Linked DNA regions of Homo sapiens: region 2 is linked to region 1. A link is a contact called in ENCODE Hi-C or POLR2A ChIA-PET data. All regions are on one chromosome and are shown on one strand. Each heading gives the region's core, a stretch centred on a gene start or an enhancer-like site at or near the end of the contact. The rest is flanking DNA. Distances are from core to core; before and after follow the strand shown.

What was found. A loop is a pair of places that touch in the nucleus more often than their neighbours do. ChIA-PET counts read pairs that join two places held with the same protein, here RNA polymerase II (POLR2A). Pooled maps may share reads with other maps.
Region 2: a map of prostate gland shows a loop between it and region 1 (2.2-fold over the local background). The contact joins two enhancer-like sites. A Hi-C loop is called at or near these places in 1 of 168 maps with a recorded cell type or tissue (prostate gland) and 1 of 50 pooled maps. POLR2A ChIA-PET finds 5 or more read pairs at or near these places in 3 of 52 experiments (AG04449, AG04450 and BJ).

What each region holds. Positions count from the first base shown.
Region 1 is chr7:80,720,692-80,723,435 of GRCh38, reverse strand. No RefSeq gene overlaps it. Among named protein-coding and RNA genes, the nearest start is that of CD36, 83 kb to the right of the region's middle. RefSeq lists a silencer at 289-583. Within about 2 kb of position 1,420, at least 14 of the 41 ENCODE cell types and tissues checked have a DNase peak (open chromatin) inside an H3K27ac peak, as active enhancers do.
Region 2 is chr7:80,858,491-80,861,196 of GRCh38, reverse strand. The region is part of intron 2 of SEMA3C (semaphorin 3C); the gene reads left to right. Among named protein-coding and RNA genes, the nearest start is that of SEMA3C, 59 kb to the left of the region's middle. Within about 2 kb of position 1,421, at least 9 of the 41 ENCODE cell types and tissues checked have a DNase peak (open chromatin) inside an H3K27ac peak, as active enhancers do.

The DNA.
Region 1 (2,744 bases), core at 171-2,670:
ATTGTGGATTTAACTTCCCTTCCCAAGTGAGAATTGACTCAAATATTTCCCCCATTATTTGTTATCATCACACACACCTATATACACATACTCATACTCTACAACTGGACTACAAATGTCAAAAAGAAATAAGCCCATTTAAATAAAAGTGAATTAACTTAATCTTCAATCTTATATATCCAGAATGTGTTATTGTAGCCACAAAACAATGACTGTTGGAGATACCATGTTAACATTACAGAAATGTATTGTAATCCTAATCATTAACCATCATGCAGTCTACAAATGAAGGAGATGAGAGTAACCCAGGGTAGTGAAAGATTTTATGAGAGCAGCAGAAAATATTCACAGTAAGACACAGATGGGGAAATGTGTCATGTGGAATGCAAGTTTGACTAACAGAAGCCCAGTGGTTGGGATGAGATGAAAGCGTAATGCAGAGCCCAGTGGGAAGAGGCACAGAGTACACTGGCACAAAGTGCAGTGGCTCATGCTGATGGAATGACTGAAAGACGCAGCAAAGGAGCAAAATGAGCTCCTTTAGCTGAGCCTTAAGCAATCACCACCTCTGACTAATATCAGCCCAGGATGGTGAAAGGTCATTCAGCAGCAAATTGGATGACATGGTTTATTCTATATAACTAAGAAGTATTTGGAGTGAACTGTTAGAGATTAAGTCCTAGTATGGCAGGTTAAATTAGAGATAATTTACTTTGCTCTCACTCTGTTTTCTCTCCTCCTCCCAGGCCATAGTACTCCCCTGCCCCTTGAGATTTTTGCATAGCTTGATTAAAAATTAAATTGCTTCGACAAAATTGCCTCTGGGCTTTAGTTTTCTAGTGCCTGAATTCTTTCAGGGGACCATGCTGGGGAATCGGAAGAGAGCAATAACTGGGAGGAAGAATGAGGGAGGAGATTTTTAGAGGCTAGGAAAGGAAGAAAGTCTTCTGGTCCTAGAGCAGCGGGGAATCTCTCTGGCTTCCCAGTGAGTAGCAGAGACTAAGAAGGTGACAATGATGGGGCTTTCAGACAGTCAAAGACCCTGGCTGTACTAGACATGTGATTGACAGAAGAGGCTCATTTCAAGAATCCTCCTGGCTTAGAAAACAAGGTCATCCACAGTGATCCTGACTGGAGTAGCACCCAGATTCCTGTGCAGTTGCAATAACAGTGATGACTGCCAGGCTGGTATTCTGAAAATTGTCCCTGTTAAATTATTTTAAAACATTTTTGTATTGCAAACTACATACAATTTTGTTGTGATGCCAGGTTACTTTGACATTTGGAAATCTCACCCTTATGCCTTGAATTCAAAGCATATGAATCTCTTACTCCATTTTTTTCTTCCTTGACTCCAATCCACCCACAGCCTGCAGTCGTAGGCAGATCTGTGCTTCTATGAGTCATACTGTACTGTCACATTGAGTAACTTGCAGTATAAGGAAAGAAAGAAAAGTTCTCTAATTTAGACATTAGATTTACCAAATCAACAGGATTTCAACATGACAGAAACTGTTTTTGGTACTTTTGCATCTGACTGTGCATGAACCAAGAAAGAAGAAAACAAACTGGAAAGTGTACTTTGAAACAAAATACAACTCTTGCCAATAAAAATTTGTTATCCTTGTTTAAAAAAAATTGTCTACCCAAAGTTATCAAAGGAGAATTGGGATTATTTGAAGAATAAAAAGGTAGAAGGAAATAGTTGGAGTTAAAATACCTCAGCATTCTTCCTTCAACTGGTATAGAGGCATAAATTGCTTTTAATTAGCATATTAAAAATTGCGTACAAATATTATGACTCAAAGGCACACTAGTCCGGGGTTATATATATAGCTTTTCTTGAGATATAATTTATATGCCATTCAATTCACCCATGTAGATGTACATAAATTGTGCAACTACCACCATAATCTAGTATATTTTTATCACCTCAAAAAGAAATCCTGTACTGTGTAGCAGTCAGTTTTAATCCTCTTCCCCTTCTTCCACTCTAGGCAGCCACTAGCTTATGTTCTATCTCTATGGGTTTTCTCATTCTAGACATTTCAGATATATGGAATTACACAATATATAGTCACCTGTGACTAGTTTCTTTCACTTAGCATGATGTTTTCAATGTTCATATATGTAGCACATAGGAGTATTTCATTTTTTTGATTGCCTAATTTTCTATTGTATGGATGTATCACCTTAAGTTTATCCACTTATCAGTTTATGGATATTTGAGTTGTTTCTACTTTTTAGTTTTATGGATAATTTGTGTACATATATGAGGTTGAACTTTACAATGATCAAATAGTATTTTATTTTCATTATTTATGATTCATTAAAGGTCCATGTCATATTAACCTTATGTTAATTAACTTTATTTTCTAAAATTTGTATCCAAAGGTATGTTTACAATTTACACTTCTTTGAATTACATATTTAATATTTTCTATTATAAATATTTTATAAGGAGTACACTAAAATTTTGTAAGTTATAAATGTATGGCATAGATATATTTTTATTATATGACTTCTGTCAAAATCGGTAAATATTTTACGTAATACTACTACTCCTAGTCCTCACTTTCTTGCTTCAATGAATTGTCTAGATGAAACCATCCTCAGTGATTGCTGAGTCTGAAAGTTTTCACTTCCCATCTCTTTGATATTATACTCCCTAAATTTGGAAGGAGAAAATTGGACTCCTTGCATACTAGGCTTTCAGGAATGATTGACACCCTCATCAATTTGTA
Region 2 (2,706 bases), core at 172-2,671, 140 kb before region 1:
ATAATTCTTAATAATCGAAGTTTTTCTGAACAGGGGAGAAAACATTTTTTTCATGCGTTTTATACTGAAAGTCTGCCCTGTAGTGCTGTTGTGAGGGAACAGGATGGCAAAGGAATGTTCATATTGGTATGTTCTCATTTTCTCATGTTTGATCAACTGGATAAAGGCCTTTGTTAATTAAGTGAAAATCCATATTATTTCTTTCAATATGCCTTTGATTTAAAGTCACACATAAACTATGTCAACATTACTGGCACTCAATAAACAAACATGAGTTAAAGAAGAATTGTTGAAAGTATGCTTCGAAGGTAACTACAGAAGAAAAGCACTCACCAAGCAGTAGGTCTCCCCAAACAGAATTTTTCAAACCCCACACCTGTCTTTATGGTATCCTATGAAAAGGACCTCATGAGCAAACAGATGTTTGTGTGGGTGGCCTCGTCTTCGCTGTTCATGCCTTTTGATTGAATGCACTTATCCGTTCTGTTTCTGTCACTGCTAGAAGAGTAATGACCATGGGCCCTTGACCTTGGCAGTTTGGGATCTCAAACCTCAACTCTGAATTTTTACCCATTAAGCTTAGATCTTGCTCTCTGATTGAGATCACTTTAACTCTATCAAATGGAAACAGGATAATGTCTCTGTAATACTCAGCTTGGTGAGCAGAGCTCAGGCTATAGTTTTTACTATGTTAAGTCAGTTTTCTCTACCACATTGCCGCTGTGTTTTAAGGGGTGCAGTTGGATCTATTGTATGTCCAGAGCCACATGTTAATGGAAATATGATGGTGCTGCACTGTGAAAGGAGACATGATAGACATGGTAATGTGTCTTGAGGAAGAAATAAAAGTATCATCAAAATATTAAGGCAGAAATTCAAAAATAGTTGGCCATTAGGAGAAGGTTTATAATCTTTTATTAAAAATATTTTTATGATTATAAATTTATACCATTAAACCATGGTCATAGTTTACTTATAGTCATAGGTATAGTTTACTTTAATCATAAAAACTAACCAATAGTTCATTTATTCTTGGAAATAGTATTATTGCTGAATAAGTAGGATAAAAACACTAGTCTATACGTATTTGCTAAGCATACATATTACTAAAAGGATTATTTTAGAAGAACTAAGATATTTGAATAAAAGCTAAGTGGTCGTTCTATAGTCTTTTATATTTTATGCCTATTATTAATTAGAATATTGTTTCCCAAGTTTAAATGAGTTTATAGCACACAGATGAGACATTTTTGAAACCCGATTATTTTAAAAAAAAAAATAGTGTCTAGCAGACTTACAAAGGGACTCCTAAACCAAAACACATGTGAAAGGTGTTAGAGATTGCTAAATTTCAGTTCAGTTCAGAAACATTTTCTGTGCCAGCCAGCCAGCCAGCCACTGAGCTGTCATCACCAAATAAGGCCTCGTGGCTTGCCTCAGAGAGGAGCTTACCATGCAGTGGACTCAAAAGACAGCTAAATGGAGGCTGTCAGCAGACTGTGGCAACAGGAGGGTGCTAAGTTTGAAAATGTGTGCCGCCAAACTATTGTTAATATAGAATACACATACAGAAATCAGCTAAACTTTGCGTTTGACTTAAATCTTTTCTTTTTGTTTTCAACATATGGAATTCAGTTTATGCAGTTGTCTCGAAGTGATTAAGAGAACTAGTTGCTGTCCTGACTTAGAGAGGCTCTTCTGAGCATTTGTGAGCTTACTGGATCACCTGACACTTGGTAGAAATCTTTAGGATGAACTTGAAAATGATAGAGCAGAACAGGTATCCTCTCTAGGGAGCTCATCGGGTACTTTTTCAATACAACCACAAGCTGTAAGACAGGCATAACAAAACTTGATAATATACTTGTTCTAAACAGAAGGAAATGATTTCTACATCTAAAGGCATTAAGGAAAACAAAAAGTTATATAAATATGTATGTATGCATAAACATATAACTAGGATAAACCATTACAGTGGCTCATCTCTATAGGAAAAATAAATATGCTTCTTTGCACCTACACACACACAAACACACATACACACACACACCGTTCTTTTTTTTCTTGAGTTTTCACCACTTTATTTTTTTTTGGATTTATGGTCTAAGAACTAAGGTATGATGAATGCCTGTTTCACGAGGGAGTTTCAAAGGTTTCAAACGATAGGAAAAGATCAAGGAAAGAAAAGAAAAGCCTGAAAAGTTGAAAACTCTTGTAAAGTCTGAGTGTTATAATAAAGAGGACAAATGATGCACCTCTAACCGAGGGGCCCAAACTTTATCCTTTTTAAGATACCATTCTGTTCTACACATCTTGGGTTCAGTTATTCATATGGAGAATTACCTCGAATTCATACTTGCTCTATTTAAAGTGGGAACTAGTCTGGGCCAAAGTACATTTGCTGTAATTAAACACTCCAAGGTCACAAAGGAGGATGTGAAAAGCATGGCCTCTAATATGTATGCATTTTGAATGACTCAACCTGATATAACTCAAGCTTTTTGTTTCTGTTTATCTTAGGTATTTTAAAAATAGCCTTTTCATTTTGTGCACTCTCATTTGAGCATGTGTGATTTGTAAACACACAAAACTAATGCCTATTATTTATTTAATAATTTCCTCATCTTTAAAAATAGGAACTGGAATTCCTCCTCAAAATGTCTGTGGTTTTACAAATTTACAACCTAAAACTCTAATCTCAAACTA